Regions from separate parts of the Homo sapiens genome. Here regions 2 and 3 are each linked to region 1. Evidence: chromatin loops called from intact Hi-C (ENCODE). Cell type or tissue: heart right ventricle. All regions are shown on one strand. Links, peaks and the distances in the headings refer to the core of each region. The heading gives the core; the rest is flanking DNA. Region 1 overlaps DCP1A (decapping mRNA 1A). Region 2 overlaps CACNA1D (calcium voltage-gated channel subunit alpha1 D). Region 3 holds the start of SELENOK (selenoprotein K).

Region 1 (5,971 bases), core at 431-5,430:
AGTAGACTTTTTGTTTTGAGATAATTACAGATTTATATGCAGTTGTAAGAAATAATGCAGAAAGATCCTATGTACCCATTACCCATTTGCCCATTGATAACATTTTGCAAAATATAGTACGATATGACAACCAGGATATTAACACAATCCACACATGTTGTTCAGATTTCCTTTGTTGTGTGTATATTCAGTTCTGTGTAATTTTATCTCATGTATAGCTTTTTGTATATCCACTACCACAGTCAAGATGCTAAATATTTTCATCACCCCCAAGATGTTTTGCCCTTTCATAAACACACTGACTTCCCTGTCATACCCTATTCTGCCTCTGCGTCTACCTCTGCCTCCCCGATCCCGCCATCGTTTAGCCCTGGCAACTATTAATCCATTTTCCAGTTCTATAATGTCATTTCAAGAATATTATATAAATGGAATCATATATATAACCTCTTGAGATTGTCTTTCTTCACTCAGCATAATTCCTGAACATTTCACTGAAGTTGTTACATGTATCAAGTTTGTTTCCTTTTATTACTGAGAGTATTACATGATACGCAAGTACTAAAATTTGTTTAACTGTTTTTGGCAACTCACTTACTGAAGAACATCTAGATTGTTTTCAGTTTTGGGTTATTACAAATAAAGCTCCTATGAACATTTATGTACAGGTTTTTATGTGAACATAAATCTTCATTTCTCTGAGATAAATGCCCAGGAGTGCAAATGTCAGGTCATTTGGTATTGCATGTTTTAGTTTAATAAGAAACTGCCTTGGGAGGCCAAGGCGGGTGGATCACTTGAGGTCAGGAGTTCGAGACTAGCCTGACCAACATGGTGAAACCCCGTCTCTACTAAAAATACAAAAATTGGACGGGCATGGTGGTGGTGGTACCTGAATCCCAGCTATTCGGGAGGCTGAGGCACGAGAATCGCTTGAACCTGGGAGGCAAAGGTTGCAGTGAGCTGAGGTCATGCCATTGCACTCCAGCCTGGGCAACAAGAGCAAAACCCTGTCTCAAAAAAAAAAGAAAGAAACCACCAAACTGTTTTCTAGGAAGTCTGTACAGTCTTACATTCACATCAACAATGTATCCAAAAATGTTTTTAGATATTTAGATAATTAATTTAAACCAAATTTTGTATTCTACCTTCCCATACCCCATTTTTACTGTATCTGGATTTAGGATCATCATCCAGGAGTGTGCAGTGGGCTTACTACTTCCCCTTTCTAAATCATGAATCACTTCATCTTCCTTTTGTGAATCATGAAGTTAAGGATTATTGTACCGCCTAATGCAGATTTGTTGTGAGACCCTAAGGAAGAAATGGACCAGAAAAAAATGACTTAAGAATTATAAGGTCAGGCATGGTGACTCACACCTGTAATCTCGGGACTTTGGGAAGTGGAGGCAGGCGGATCCCTTGAGTCCAGGAGTTTGAGAACAGCCTGGCCAACATGGTGAAACCCTGTCTCTAATAAAAATACAAAAATTAGCCGGGTGTGGTGGTGCACGCCTGTAATCACAGCTACTCAGGAGGCTAAAGTGGGAGGATCACTTGAAACCAGGAGGTGGAGGTTATAGTGAGCCAAGATCGCACCACTGCACTCCAGCCTGGGCGACCAAGGGAGACCCTGTTTCAAAAATCCAACAACAAAAAAAAGAATCAGCCAGGCACAGTGGCTCACGCCTGTAATCCTAGCACTTTGGGAGGCCAAGGCAAGTGGATCACCTGAGGTCAGGAGTTCAAGACCAGCCTGACCAACATGGTGAAACCCCATCTCTACTAAATAGAAAAGAAATTAGCCAGGGGTGGTGGCACATGCCTGTAATCCCAGCTACTTGAGAGGCTGAGGCAGGAGAATCGCTTGAACCCGGGAGGCGGAGGTTGCAGTAAGCTGAGATTGTGCCATTGCACTCCAGCCTGGCCAACAAGAGTGAAACTCCATCTCAAAAAAAAAAAAAAAGTCATAAAGCACTGTCCATTGAAAGATGAAAAATGAGTGTGACAAGCCATAGATGCTAAGCCTTTCAACAATAGCACTGCGTCTGTAGACATACAGAACTCAAGTGGTACAGACAGTGCTGATGTGTTATTCCGTCATTTTTCATATACTTTTAAAACTTCACGTTTGGTCGGGCATGGAGGCTCACACCTGTAATCCCAGCACTTTGCACTTTGGGAGGCCGAGACAGGCAGATCATGAGGTCAGGAGTTTGAGACCAGCCTGGCCAACATGGTGAAACCCTGTCTCTACTAAAAATACAAAAAGTAGCCGGGCGTGATGGCATACGCCTGTAATCCCAGCTACTCAGGAGGCAGAGGCAGGAGAATTGCTTGAACCCAGGAGGGGGAGGTTGCAGTGAGCCAAGATCGTGCCACCACACTCCAGCCTGGGCGACAGAGCAAGACTCCATCTCGGGGTGGGAGGAAGACTCCATTATTTAGGTTATAGTGACAAAATTTTATGAAATACTGAGATCTGGATATTGTCAGAAGTCATGTGATTGACTAAAGTTAGTTTAAATTTATCATCAGCCGCCACAGGCAGATACTACATTTGTTTAGTAACACTGCCATCTAGTGCTGAGGAGCAAGTACTGCTGTCAAGCCTTAATAGTATTACATTCCATTTCAGTTGCATAATTCACTTGTTTAAACTTTTCTTGGGATTGTTTCTGTAGTGTATTTTGTTATTGTTTGTTTCCTATGTTCAAGAATAGTGCCTATCTTATAGTGTGCCCACTGCAGTGACCAGTAGCTCCAAACAGACATGTAAAATTCTCTAAACATCAATTCTCCGTGGGATGAGGAGTGAACCATATTAAACCTGATGCTGAAGATGATAATTTTGTCCTGTGCTGTACATGCTGTTGCTCGCTGAATGCCATTTCCTGAGCTAAACGGTCAGACTAACACTTGATCTACATGAAGTATTAAAAAACTCAGAATCCTAACTTGAAGCATGTTCAAGCATGAGGAAAGAATAACATTTTACCTTTTCTGTGGATGATGGAAGGTTAATTCATGAATAAATAAGCCCAGCTACTAGAGGAGGGCAACCAGTTTTTCTTATCAGAAACAGAAAAGAATGCAGAGACTGTGAAACTTTTGGGAATTTGTGTGAAGAGAAATATTCTGCTCACCCAGGCTCCTATGACAAATTCAACCAGTTAGGTATAATCATGTGTCATTTAACAATGGGAATACTTTCTGAGAAATGTGTCATTAGGCGATTTCATTCTCCGAACATCATAGAGTGTATTTATACTTTCACAAACCAAGAAACCAAGATGGCATTGCCTACTAACACCTAGGCTCGATGGGATAGCCTATGGCTTCTAGGCTACAGACCTGTGCAGCACATTACTGCACTGCGTATTATAGGCACTTGTAACACACTGGTATTTGTATATTTAACCATAGAAAAGGTTTAGTAAAAACACAATATTATATTCTTATGGGACCACTGTTGTATATGCAGTCCATCATTGACCAAAACATGGTTTGTGCCAAATGATAGTATTTCCAAACGTTGATGCATTTTGATCTGTAGCCACCTCAGTTATTCAAACCTTAGCTGTACCTGTTTTCCGGAGGTAAGTATCACCATCCAGGTGATTAGGTAACCTATACTTTGCTGAATTGACATCTCCATATGGTGGCACACTGCTTAAGAATGTAGACTGTATTGTTAGAACTGAGTTGGAGTCTGGTTCTTTTGTTGTATTTGGGCATCATCTATAAAGTAGCAATAATAATTTACCTACTCTAGCAGATGAATAGAGTAATACATGTAAAGTGCTTAGCATATCGCCTCCCACATAGTAAGCATTCTGTGTATGATGATTCATTATTACCATCACAAATTCGTTTATTCTCTCTTATATGAGAAAACCTCCAAAACTGTAATGCTTTACCATACTCCCCATTCTAGAGAAAGTTAGAGAATCTGTCTGGCCTCGCAGTAGTTATAGGGAGGCAGCATAGAGAATCTAGAAACTTTCTGCTGCTTTTAAAGTCAGGGGTCAGGGTTCTACCATATGGTGGTTTCATATTTTAATTTAAAGTAGGTGTGTGTGTTTGTAGAGACAACGTCTCACTCTGTTGCCCAGGCTAGATTGCAGTGGCCTGATCATAGCTCACTGTAACCTCAAACTCTTGGGCTTAAACAATCCTCCTGCCTCAGCCTCCCAAGCAGCCAGGACCACAGGTGCACACCACCTTGTGCAGCTAATTTTTAAATTTTTTGTAGAGGCAGGGTCTCAATATGTTGACCAGGCTGATCTTAAACTCCTGGCTTCAAGCAATGCTTCCGCCTAGGCCTGCCAAAGTGCTGAGATTATAAGCATGAGGCACTCTGCCTGACTTAAAGTAGATTTTTGGCTGTTCAAAGTTAATTTATGTTTCACTGGACAAGGAAAAATTGCTGTCTGGATTATGCCTCAGGTGTATTTTGTGATGAGGTTTCTCCATGTCCTGCCATTTGATTATTCCTTTTCTTAAATTTCTGCAACATAGACCCAATCTGATCTCTGTTTTTCAAAGTAGTTTATACCTAAATATTGGTTTGTGTGTTTGTATACATATGTCTGTAATAGAATGGGGTGGTTATGAGCTGTTTAATTTGCATTAATAAGAATTAGTCTTGTTGGCCAGGCACGGTGGCTGTAATCCCAGCACTTTGGGAGCCGAGGCAGACAGATCACCTGAGGTCAGAAGTTCAAGAACAGCCTGGCCAACATGGTGAAATGCCATCTCTACTAAAAATACAAAAATTAACTGAGCGTGGTGGTGCATGTCTGCATTCCCAGCTACTTGGGACGTTGAGGCAGGACTATCACTTGAACCCAGGAGGTGGAGGTTGCAGTGAGCCGTGATCACACCACTGCACTCCAGCCTGGGTGACAGCAAGACTCCATCTCAAAAATTAAAAAAAAAAAAAAAAGAATTAGTGTTGTTTTCCAATACTTTTTTTTGCTAAGAAACCTGACCCATTTGTTTTCTAAACATATAATGTGTATAAAAAGGAATTAACCCAATTCAAAACTGGGTAAAAGATTTTAATAGGAATCTCCATATAAGGTATACAAATGGCCAATAAGCACATGAAAAGATGCTCCACATCATTAGTCATTAGGGACATGCAAATTCAAACCACACTGAAGTATCACTTCATACTCATTAGGATGGCTAATATCATTAAAATGGAACATCACAAGTGTTGGAGAGTATATGGAAAATGCTCCATATACTCTGTTACCTCATATACTGCTGTATACTGGCAACCATGTTGGATTGCTGGTGATAATGTAAAATGGTTCAGGCACTATGGAAAAAAACAGTTCGGTGATTCCTCAAAAAGTTAAACTTGGAATTACTATATGACCCAGCAATTCTGCTCCTGGGTATATACCCAAAAGAATTGAAAACAGACATTCAAACAGATACTTCCACACCAGTCTTTATAGCAGCAGTATTTGCACTAGCTAGAAGGTGGAAACATCTCAAGAACTCCAGTGTCCATTAATGGATGAATGGATAAATAAATGTCATATATACATGCATTGGAACATTATTCGGCCATAAAAATAAGTGAAGTTCTGATACATGTTGGAACACGGATGAACCTTAAAAACAACAACATGAATATACTAAAGGCCACTGAATTTTACACTTAAATATGGTTAAAATGGTAAGTTTTATGTATATTTTACTACAGTTTTTTAAAATAGGGAGATAAATGTCTATTGTGCTGTCAGTAGACATTTATGATGCCATGAATTCACAAGTGACTAAGTCACAGTGTTCAGTGTAGTAAATGGAACCTGTGAACATGTCTGCAGCTATGTGGCCTGGACAGAGAAGTCTGTCCCAAGGGAGAATTTGTTGTCTATTTTGACCTAGATGGAATGGGTTTGAAATATTACCAGACAGCTGTGTCCTTGATGATTCTTTGCATTGGGAGTGA
Region 2 (5,971 bases), core at 304-5,303, 410 kb before region 1:
TGCCACACATCAAACTGAGCCCAGAGCCCTCCAGCCTCGTCTAGAACCTGTCCCATTAGTAGCCTCATTCACAGATGTCTTTGGCCTCAGAGCCTCACTCCTCTGTTCTCCACAGGACAGACTTTTTTGCACACTCAGGAATTTATTTTAGCATTTCCTTCCACCTCCAAGCAGCCTAAAGCTTCTCATTCTTTTCAAAGGTAAGGGTAGGGGGTGAGGCTGGACAACTGAGCAGTGGCTGAGTTGTGGCTGCCTTCCTAGGGGACAGGGTACCTGACACCTAGACCTCATGTTTTCATCTTATTTTCATGACAAACATGAGCAGTACCATGACGTACAGGCCTGCCAAATCCAGAAGAAGCCCACACACCCCCTAAAGGCACATGCACATGCTAGTAGAGACACATTAGGCCACCACAGAGTAACAGCCTCTTGCTGCTGTAAAGAAGCCAGGCTCTTCTTGGAGAATGGAGGTCAAGGCCAGACCAAGGTTTCCATGTCTCAAGCAAGAATTATGCCCAGACAATAACTATCTCCGCGTGTTCAGGGACAGGGGCAGCCCAGCATCCATATGAGGGCTCGTGCCCCACCTGGTGCCAGCAGGGTCGGAGTCCTTCCTGAGTCCCCAGGTATTTCAGTCAATAAAAAGCCATTCCCACTCAAAATAAAGTTCCTTAAATGTGTCAGCCTGCTTCCTCTCCCTGCAGATCTCAGAAAGACAATGGAGAAGGCACAAGAATCCTTAAAGAATCACAAGGCCCAAGCCTGCATTCAGCAAGGCAGAACCAAGGAGGGGTGTTTTCTTTTCTGGGGACAGAAATCATTTATCTCCTTTTGGTAACCTCTCCAGAGCTATATTCCTATGTCAGTCTTTAAAGATGTTTTTTCTTATGTCCATGACACTATTTCCTGCTTAGCTGAAGGCCATTCTTCTTGCAGACACCTTCAGGTGCTGCATCAAGCCCAGCCTCCTGTTCATAAACCTTCCGTGAATGCTACAGATAAAAAAGGCAGCCCCAACTCTGCCCCTAACTCACTGTCCCACCTCAGGCAAGTTCCACCTCCTCTTCTCCCTCCTTTGGGGTCCACAACGTGCTGAATGACAAGGGCTTATATCTGATAATCTCTTAATTCCTTTTCACTTTTAGGCCTTCTGATGAGACCTAGACTCTAATATAACCCTCTTCAGATATCCACGGGTTGTTCCCATCTGCGTCCCATAACCTCTCAGCTCAGCATTCCCATGGGGCCAGAGGCCACTTCAAAGAAAAGAGTACAGTGTGTCCCCTCTGTTCCCTTAGTTGTTGGCTTCACGTCCCTGCTGTCTGAATCTCCTTAAACAGACTTTCCCCAGAGTCAGGTGACCAGGGCCGATCCTGGTGGCAGAACTGGGTCGACTGTGCTGGTGTGCATAGGCAAAGCTTTGTGCTGCTGTCGAACCACTGCCATGACTTGGGCAGAGCAAGGCAGGGAGCCAGCTGCTCACCTAACTGTCTGCCTGGGGATGGGCCTGACAGCTACTCCAGGGATTCTGAGGAAGGGTATGTTTAGCATCATTTTAGGACATATCTGGAAATATAACTTTCCCACACGAGCCCATTCTCACTTTCAAAGGCAAGTGCCCCCAAATCTTTGCATCCCTGAAGTCTATTTTTATTTATTTTGATTTTTTAAGAGACAGAGATCGCACTCTGTTACCCAGGCTGGAGTGTAATGGCGCAATATCGCTGACTGCAGCCTCGAACTCCTGGGCTTATGCAATCCTCTTGCCTCAGCCTCCCAAGTAGCTGGGGACTATAGGCATGCACCACCACACCTGATTTTTTTGTTTGCTTCTTTGTTTACAATTTTTGGTAGACACAGGGTCTCACTTTGTTGCCCAGGCTAGTCTCAAACTCCTGGCTTCAAGTGATCCTCCTGCCTCGGCTTCCTAAAGTGCTGGAATTACAGGTGTGAGCCACTGCATCCAGCTAATTTCATTCTTAAAGCTGCCACTACTAGCTTTGGCATAGTCCTGGGCAAAGTAGCCAGAGACTAAAAGACAGAGAAGCAATTTGAAACATGTAGCCTGGAGAAAAAAAAATCAATCAAATAACATTATTGGAATTTCTAAACGGTTTAAATTTAAAAAAATCATTTGGGGAAAAGTATTTTAAAAGTCTGCCTTCCAGTCTAAGAATATTCATGCCGAATCAAGTACATTTTTTGAGTTGGTTCAGCTGCTTCTTTATAAGGTACAGTTCAAACAAAAAGAAAACTGCAATGCTATCTTGGTAAGGGCACATTATTTTGGAAAAAGACAAGAAGAAAGAAATCAAGCAATTAAAATATAGGCATCTTCTGAACACACCACACGGCACATGCACTTCACACAATGCCTATGTGCAAGGAAAAGGTATCAGAGATGTTGCGGAAAAAGAAAGCTCAGTCTCAGCAATTTACCATGATCTTTAGCCCTGCGTTGCCGAAAGCAGCAAAACTTCTTTTTCTTCTTATCCTCTTTAAGCAAGTCGGCCACTGTGACCCCTTCAGGTTGAACACAGGCAATTTCATTATGAAGCAGCAGAGGGCAGCAACAGCAGCCAAACCAGGGCCCCACGCGGCCAGCCCTGCCAGCCAGGTTGCCTCACGCAATGGACGCCCGCCTGCCCCAGACCCCTCCTGCTAGGAATCCAGCTCAGCATCAGAACAGCGGAGAGGAAGTGCCCTTTCCACAGCTATTACACAAACACCTGTCTTTAAGAACCTGTTCTAAATCAACAACCAGCTAACCCATGCTAGATAAAGGTTTCCAGGGTTTGGCTTCCCATCTAAGTAGGGTATTAAGGAAAAGGCACTTTAGGGGGAGTCAGGAGCCCTGTACAGACTGGATATGTGATTCCAAACAGCACTACCATATGGGACAGGACAGGTGGGAGTTCAAAAGGTGGGCTCTGGACTCTGACAGGCCAGGTCTAACCCCAGCCCTGTCACTTCCATGTCAGAAGACTGTGGACAGGTTACCTGATACTGTGAAGCCTTAGTTTCCTCCACACCTGTAAGATGTCAATAATAATTGGACCTGTACTGCGTAAGGTTGTTGTAAGAGGTGAACAGTGGAGACAGTAATAAAAGCAATGTGCCCAGCTTTGGCAAGGCACAATCAACCACCACTACTGTCATCACTACGACTCTCCCATGACCACCAGGTCACGAGAGAAATGACTCTAGGATCTTTAACCCCTTGCAGCCCCATGATTCCATGATCACTCTAAGCCAGCTAGTCTTTAGAGTACGGACCCTGTGCTCTAGGGGAGGGTTGTGCGAAGCAGTGTGAGACAGCAGCAGGAATGCTGGAGTAAGCAAGGGCATGGGCAGCACAGACACCTGCACACTATGGGTAGGCAGAATACTCACGTTCCTAAAATGTGCATCCTTTCTGACACAGCAGACCCTTTTCTTGTATCCTCTCCCACAAAACCATGAACACGAGCACGCAGACACAGGGGCATGTGTTTGCAGGGGTTAATGATAGTTAGCCTGCAGACTGTGGCAGAGCTTGGGTTCAAATCCCAGCTTTGCCACGTAAGTCACATGGCCTTGGGAAGCTACTGAACTGCTTTGTGCTTTAGTTTCCCCATCTGTCAAGTTCCTGTCTCACAGAGTTGTGTGAAGAAGAATGAATGTATTCACCCACAGCCTTTGGAACAGTGTCTCACACACAGAAAGCACCTGACAAATGCTAGTTATTATTACTCTATGTTCTTTCATTCAAGAAGGAAGTAATGGCATGCTCATGTATGGGACAAGCACTGTGCTGGGTGCAGCCACACAACAGAGGGCAGAAACAGACCCTATTCCTGCTGCACCCATGGAGCTGATGGTCTCATGGTGGAGAGACCTCTATAAAGTAGAGGTCCACGTGCTGTAGAGTGCATAGTCCATTGTAGCAGTTTTTATAATGGCAATTTATTGAAAAGAGCCAACATTTTGCTTTAAAAACATGGGAAATATCTGTGGTACATGGTTCAGTGAAAAATACCTGTGTTGGGCATCTTAGGGTGGAAGCTATATGCATGCGGTCTGTGTCATGTATTATGTGCAGTGAGGTGGGGAAGTAGAGGCCCCAAACTTCTAAGTCTGCCTCTCTTTAAGGAGAAGGAAGAGAGAATTTTTTTCTTACTTTATATACTTTGAAATTACATGAATTTTTTATGTAGGCAAATATTACTTCCATAATTAAAATGTATTAAAAACAAATAAAACAACCCTGATTTGAGACTGCAAACTTGGCTGGAGTACCCACTCCTTGTCTCCACAGTGGGGCAACAGTCCCTGAGTCCAGCTCCCATCAGCTCTTAGGAGGCTGAAGGTGATGGCAGACATGCAGGCACTTTTAGAAATTACCACTGCTTTCTATCACCCCTGTGGAGAGAGTCTGCCTGTCCAGACAACTACTCCCAGTGCCACCCCAATGGAGACAGTGTCCAGCCACTGACCCTAGGGCCAGCCCCTGAGTCAGCCCTCCCACTTCCCAGTGAAAGCACTTCCAGCTGCCTCTCCAGTGAGGGCTCTTGACCTGGACGCATATTTACCGTATGCCACTCTAACTGCTGCTGTTTGCTTTACAGCTTTTACTTGAGTATCTTCCATTTTGAACTTGTGCCTTGAGGTAGTTCAATGGTGATGAAAGCAGTTTTGTAAATCAAAATTTCAAAACACAGTCTTTCAAAACAGGACCAGCAAATTGCTATGCCTTATGCTTGCAACCAGCTATAACGTCCTGGTTTTCTGTCCACCCCCAAAGCAAACATTGCAGTAAGAGGCAACTAGGTAGCACATGCAAAAGAGAGGCAGCTAGGGCAACCTGCTCCACCAAGCCCCAGGGTGGCAGAGTCCCCGGGCAGGCAGGGGCAGTGCCCATAGCCTCCAGGACCACTGAAGAAGCAGAAGACAGAGAGGCTGCCCTTGTGGTCAGAGATGAAGTTTCAGGTATGCCCCTCCCTTTCTTTGGGCATCAAATATCTTTACTTAGAGGAATTATTAATCATTAATAGTTCCTACAATAAAATTGCCCTGCTTTTCTGGCCAGAATTTTAGAATGAGCTCCCTTTAAAATGATTTCATTTTTAATGCTTTTTTTTTTTAAGACTAATCACTGACAATGAGAAGAGTTTAAAATAGAATTTTAGGCTTCCAGATTTTAATGGTCCTAGCAAAACTCCATTGTTAACTCAGAAGCAGCTGCATATGTCTAAAAAAATCACTTTGAGATTTGGCAGGGTTTCTTAAGAAACTTGAAGCTCAGCAAAAAGTTAAATAAATTATCCTTGAAAATTTACCAAATGCTCAGGAACTCACTTCAAAGGGAATTTTGTCCATTCAGTTAATTGTGTAACACCAGCTTTCTAATAGCAAATTTATGAAATTGACATTTTAAATATTCTATGAATGCACAAAGCTGGAGCTACCTGTCACCAGTCACCAGACAGCTCAGTTAGAGGCCTGATTGCCTCTCCTCTTCTTTCAAGTGAATGCCTGGAACAGTGTGATATTCAGCCACTGATAGCATCCTGGACTCAGGAGTTCTGAACCCTAGCTTCACATTAGAATCCCCAGGGAACCTTAATGAAAAAGAGCCACCCCTGGCTCCCACCCCAAGATTAATCAAGAGTCTTAGAGGGTGGAGTATGGCATCAAGAAGCATCCAAGCTCCCCAGGTGATTATAACGTACAGCCAGTGTTGGGCATCGCAGACGCATGCAGTGACATTTAGCAGATCAGAGAGAAAAGATAATGTGAGCGCATCTCCAAGTACTTGATTTGACATCTGTTCCCTGACAGCAAGCACCGCCAAACTAGAAATGGACTTCAAGAGCCTGAAAGCTGTGCTGCCCTATCTCGAAAGTGACCTAGTTAACAGATTTGTTTTCCATCAATACTTCAGAACTTTATAGTTTCTGAACAGAAAAGCACAGGGCAATGGTCCTAA
Region 3 (5,971 bases), core at 713-5,712, 590 kb before region 1:
AGCCAAGTATGTAATTTTAAATTTTCTAGTAGTCACATAAAAATAAATGAAATTAACAAATAAAATTACTTTTAGTAACATATGTTCTTTAATCTCCAAAATATCATTTCAACATATCAATATTAAAAACAAGATATTTTACAGTCTTCATTTCATTCTAAATCTTTGTGATCTGGTATTTTGTACAGTACATTTCAATTCAGACTAGCCACATTTCAAATATTCAACAGCTACATGTGGCTAGTGGCTAATGCTTAGTTTCAGACATTAAAGGTTAGGGAAAGAGGGGAAATGCTATCTTTGTCCTCTACCACTAACTATATAATTGTAACTAACTATAATTGTAACTAACTATATAATTTTTTTCAATTTTCAAAGTCCTTTCACCTTTGTTATTCGAGAGGAACATGCCTTGCCTTGAAGGATTGATTAGATTTTAGCAGGTGGAGAAAGTTCCTTTCAAGAGGAAACACATGAGCAGAGGCAACAAGGCAGGAAAACAAAGGGTCTACTAGGGAAGTAGAAATCAGAGAGCAAAATCTAAGATGTATCAGGAAAGCCCTTAATGCCAGACCAGGGAGGCTGAATTATGTTTGTCAGGTGGTGGGAAGAAACGGAAGGTCTGTGAATGGGAGAGGCAAGATTGGATTAAACTAACAGGTGAAGATAGCATGAAATGGAGTACGGAGAAACTAGAGGTAGCTCATTAGGAAATCACTGCATTAAATCTCAGGCAAAAATGATCTAGATAAAGGAATGGAAAGGAAGAGATAGCCTCACAATGTCCGATACTCAGGAGATCCCAATGTTAGTTTCTTTCCTCTTTTGGCAATTGGAGAGATTTTAAGCAATTGTCAAAAAATTGTCTAAAAAAATCTCATTCAACCAACCAACAAATATCTGAGCACCTACTACTTGCCAAGAACTATGACAGACCTTGAAGATATAAAAGACAATAAGGCAGACAGGATTCCTGACCTCTTACGTCTTATATTTTCTTGAAGACAAGAGACAAATCAATTATCAGACAGTTTCACAATGTGAATTACTATGAAGAAAATAAACACGGAGATGAGTGGCCAGGGAAGGGCACCCAGAAGTGGTGACAACTAAGCAGAGGGCTAAAGGATAAAATGAGCTGGATGTGCAAGGAGTCCGAGGAAGAGGGTTCCAGGTAGAGGGACAAGTATGGGCAGAGTCCTGGAGGTATCAGTAAAACCCGGGGTGTTCACAAACTAAAACAACAATGTTGCCAGAGCATAATCTGGGTGGGGGTGTTCATAAACTAAAACAACAATGTTGCCAGAGCATAATCTGGGTGGGGAGATGTGGCTGGAAGTACAGTGAGAGGAGCAATCAAGAGGACAAGTCACCTTGGGCCTGCAGGCCATGACAAGGAACTGGATTTTAAGAGCAATAGGAAGTCACTAAATTTTAGTGTCCAAAAGGTTTTAGGCAAGGGAACGAGATGATCTCCGTTTTAAGATCGATCTTGCTACAGTTTGTAAAACTGCCTAAGGATGGTAAAAGACTGAACCTGAGATTTCATTTAGAAGGAAACTAGCGTAGAGCAGGTGAGAGATGATGGTGGCATGGTCTAGATTAAGAAAGGCCCTTGGGAAAATTAACGGCCCTGCCCTAATATTTTTGCAGAAATGATCCTTTATGATTGTGCTGCACAAATCCCAAATGAGGTGAAGGATGTTGTCTTGTCCTATTATGAACTTTTCTGGGGAAAATGCTCTCTCCAAAATCAACATAAAATTAGATCTTTGTCAGTTCTAAGTATTAGAACATAAAATCTTAACCAAAGTTGTTAAACTCAAAATAGATTTTCAGCATGTAATTTTCATTTTCTGGAAGGTGATTAGGAATCTTTCCAAAGAGATGACACATGGCTTGAGAACTGGGGGCGGGAAGTCAAAGGAAGCAGCCATTAGGTCTCCACGCTGAAAGAATAGCTAAGTGCAGAGGCCTTGAGAAGGGAATGAAATGGCCACGTTCAAGGAACAGAGGCAGCCCACTGGCTGTAGCAGAGTAAATATCCATGGTATGTGGTCCACATTTACTGAATGTCCAAGACATGTCTTCTAATTCGTCTGTCACCAAAGTGGTCATAAGCAGTCGCCATCAATAAGAAACAAGCAGAGAAAGGGCCTACAGTTCAATTTATTTTTCAGTTGCCTCACAAAAGGCTAAGAAAAACTTAGTTTCTGGTGAACCCAGGTAGACATGCTCATTTTAAAGAGAATGAATATATCTAGGAAGAGCCTGGCAGTATATTCCCAAAGGCGTGACAATAAAGTTCCTTAACGTGTAGTCAGCACCCTCAAACGTCAACACGTCTGGAAAATTCGGAAGCGTTTCCTCCTGTCAGCGGCCCTTCAAGCTACCTCATACAGGGCAGCCTCTCCTACCCAGACCCGGAGCCTATCAATCGACGAGAAAACAGCTTCCCCTCACTGGGCGGTGCGAACCAACTCTGCACGATCAAGTCGGATAGAGGACTGGCAACCGCGGGCACTACAGGGCAGTCCTTAACGTCATATCCGGTTGTCAGCTCGGCCGCCTCCGCCTAACCAGAAGTCGCAGATGTGACGATGCAAAAACGCCCGTCGGGGGCGCGTCTCTTTCAGCAGCCAATGGGCTCTGCCCACCTTCGTCCTCGTCAGCATTTTGTCTAATCGCGGCCTGTGACGCTCGAAGGGCGGGGAGCAGAGGGAGATACAGAAACCGACAGGGGCCAGGCGCCCGGTGGCTCCGAAGCGGGGAAGTGGGACAAGATGGTTTACATCTCGAACGGTAAGTTGAGAGCGGGCTGTGGCTTCGACCGGTGACTTGTAAGATCGGACTCCAGGTTCCTTTCATCGTCGCTCGCTGAGTCTTGAGCCCGGTGCGGCTTCCCCGGGCTTAGCGCCCCGCGGCCGGGCGGAGCTGGACCGAAGTCGCCTCGGCTTGCGGCGCGTCAGCCGATGGTCTCTGAGCCGGCAGTCGGGGGCCGAGGTCCCGCCGGCCTCACGTTGAGTACTGGGAGCCCTGCAACCCCGCCTTCGTGCAGCAAGCGCTTGATTGTGGATTTGCGAGGGTGGTCTTTCCTCTCTCGGGTGTCGGTATCCTTAAAACTAGTAAGGACAATGATGCCGACGCTGTACACGTAGCGCTTGTGCCCTGGACAGTGTTTCAGTTATTTGCTTATCGTCACATTCAATCCTGTTTTACGGGTGGAAACTCTGAGGCTCAGATAGATTAAATAGCTTGCCTGGGCTATTTAAGTCACAGAGGTAACTTAATGGCTGAGTCGGGATTCGATCACAGGTAGGCTGACGTCAGCGTCCTTGTTATCTGTTATGCTGCCTCTGTCTACAACGTGTAAAAAGACCGAGCCGACCTAGGATGATAATTAGATGAAAGCTTTGCATAGGCTTTTTCCCCAGGAAAGGGTAGCTAGTCAAACATGGAATTTTTTGCTCGAATTTCAAGGGGCATGGGAAGAAGTACTATCTTCCCCTAGGAGCAAGTTAATTATTACCGGAATGGAGAATCCGAGAGACTTAATTCTGCGAACCCACAAAGAAGATGACCGGAAAGGAAGGACATGACTGTGTCAGATCAGTGCTAGAGCTGCCTGCCCACCTGTTTGACTCAGGTGAAATTCTTTGGTACAGTCTTAACAAGGAGTTGTGGATCATTGGAACTAGGTCTTGGTTCTATTTGAGTCATCTGTTTTTCTCCAGAGACGAGTAAGGTAGTCAGTGAGGAGCCTTCTGGCTGACTGCACTTTTGCATTTCTTGACTTTTAAAAATCTCCCCTTCTCATCTCCCACTTAAAAATCTTTGAAACAAGTAGATTGATGGACACTACAGAAAAGCATCAAAATTTCATCTTAGTTTTGGGCGCTTTCAGACTTTAGTCTGTTTTATAGCCTGTTTTATAGCCTTTGTGATATAAGCTTAAGGCTGGAAGCTTCTGTATGAATTATTGAATAATTCCTTGTATTTGTTGTGTCTTACTGTGTTCGCATTATTTCATTTGGTCCACATAAGTAGCCGATTAGGACTCTTTATCGTACTTTAAAAGTTGAGAAACACAACTGCATTCAAACACCTTACTTCTCTCTGGGGATATTGGTGGAAGGGACATTCTGCCTTAAGAAAGGGAAAGTGGAAAAGCAAGATAGAATCACAGAGGAAGAAATGACAGGTTCCAATTAGATCCACCTTCTTAGGACTGTATTATCAGCACTTGACAAAATCTTTCTCTTGCTGTCAGATGACTTTTTTTTTTCCAAAAATCTTATGTGATGGCTAGCCCTGGAATACTTTTTGTTGGAGAAAGAAAATGTCACATCAGCCAACGAAGCAGAGCTAGTAAGAGGCAGAGAACTAAGCCTGTCACCCACCCTCTAAACTTTTGTAGCCCCTTGCTCTCAGTAGCACAGTGAGAGCTTAGATCCAAGTGGGTATCTGAAATTAAGCTGGTCAAGAAAAGAGGAAAAGTAAACCCTCATGGAGTGGGTAGAGGTGAGTGGGGTTAACTCTTGGGATAATGGAAAGGAGAGGTAGTTGACAGTTACTCTTCCCCGAAAATATTCTGACATCTTGATTTGCAAGGCTGAAATATAGTGTACCAACTTATGTTGTAGCTTCTATTAAAGTGGTTTGAAAAATAGATCCAGTTTTGCTTAAGATAAAGCTAGAGTCTATTAGAATTAAGAGTATGCTGTTATAGAAAACAGTAGTTATTTTAATGAAGAACAAGCCAAATTCTCTTTAGTACTTAGAGCATACACACTCTTTATAAGAATTTTATAAAAATAACTGATTCCAAAGACTTGTAAGAGTATGAATACGCAATCTTTTTATACAGGCAAGAGACTTTGCAAATGAAAAGAAATACTCAGCATGTTTAGGAATATGGAAGTGGTGTGAGCATTCCTTTATATTCACCCGTCCCATTTGTTTCTTCAAAGTACTTGAATAAAGAGGTATTTTTACACCCATGTTGATAGCAGCATTATTCACAGTAGTCAGAAGGTGGAAGCAACTCAAGTGTCCATCAACAGATATGAGTGGGTAAACAAAATGTAGTATATACATACAAGGATATATTATTCAACCTTCAGGAAGGAGATTTTGACACATACTGCAACATGGATGAACTTTGAAGACATGCCAAGTGAAAAGCTGGTCACTAAAGGATAGAAATTGTATTATTCTTCTTTTATGAGGTTCCTAGAGTAGTCAAATTTGTCGGGACAGAAAGTAGAATGGTGGTTGCCAGGGGCTGGGCGGAGAAGGTAATGGGAATCAGGGTTTAATGGGTATAGAGTTTCAGCTGGAGAAGATGAAAAACTTCTAGAGGTGGATGGTGGTGATGGTTGTGCATCAATGTAGAATGTACTTAATATCACAGAACTGTACTCTTTAAAATGGTTAACCATTGGTAACCATTGTTACATTTTTAAACCATGATAAATTTTTGTTTTATATATATGTGTTTTTTTGTTGTTTTTTGTTTTTTTTTTCTTGCTCTGTCGCCCAGGCTGGAGTGCAGTGGCGCCATCTGGGCTCACTGCAACCTCTGCTTCCTGGGTTCAAGCAATTCTCCTGCCTCAGCCTCCTGAGTAGCTGGGACTACAGGTGTGTGCCACCATGCCTAGCTAATTTTTTGTAGTTTTTAGTAGAGACGGGGTTTCACCGTGTTAGCCAGGATGGTCTCAATCTCCTGACCTCATGATCCGCCTGCCTCGGCCTCCCAAAGTGCTGGGATTACAGGCATGAGCCACCGCGCCCAGCCTTTGTTATATATTTATAGAAAGAGAGAAAGTAGTTGAATAGAATGAAGTCACCCACCAAGTTTATAAACCAGTAGGCTTTTGACATACTGGAGGAATGTCCCTAGATAATGGAACATTACTTCTCCGAACCTTTCCTTGGAATGATGCTCACAGATTTCTTCTGGTGTTGGCCA

Evidence for each region. Hi-C counts contacts between places; a loop is a spot of excess contacts. Peaks named below come from ENCODE experiments on the same cell type or tissue, not always from the same donor. Only the 100,000 strongest peaks of a DNase experiment are listed, where the experiment ranks them.
Region 2: a loop joins it to region 1, with 5 times the contacts of the local background. A loop is called at or near these places in 82 of 110 quality-filtered maps.
Region 3: it touches region 1 in a loop (4-fold over the local background); 2 of 110 quality-filtered maps call a loop at or near these places.

Annotation. Positions count from the first base shown.
Region 1 is chr3:53,296,335-53,302,305 of GRCh38, reverse strand. All of the region lies in intron 6 of DCP1A (decapping mRNA 1A), which reads left to right. Among named protein-coding and RNA genes, the nearest start is that of SNORD38C, 34 kb to the left of the region's middle. RefSeq lists an enhancer at 472-641. In heart right ventricle, for the core only: CTCF peaks have their summits at 2,389 and 2,594 (motif pointing left); no DNase peak of the experiment used is centred there; H3K27ac peaks cover 409 bases.
Region 2 is chr3:53,706,950-53,712,920 of GRCh38, reverse strand. All of the region lies in intron 9 of CACNA1D (calcium voltage-gated channel subunit alpha1 D), which reads right to left. Among named protein-coding and RNA genes, the nearest start is that of CHDH, 140 kb to the left of the region's middle. In heart right ventricle, for the core only: a CTCF peak has its summit at 2,557 (motif pointing right); DNase peaks (open chromatin) are centred at 1,360, 2,580 and 4,460; H3K27ac peaks cover 863 bases.
Region 3 is chr3:53,888,601-53,894,571 of GRCh38, reverse strand. It overlaps SELENOK (selenoprotein K), which reads left to right and starts at 2,713. Exons shown (of 5, transcript NM_021237.5): 1 at 2,713-2,802. The coding sequence starts at 2,784. RefSeq lists enhancers at 2,435-2,734, 2,625-3,525. In heart right ventricle, for the core only: CTCF peaks have their summits at 2,515 and 2,722; DNase peaks (open chromatin) are centred at 1,974 and 2,601; H3K4me3 peaks cover 3,041 bases; H3K27ac peaks cover 1,726 bases.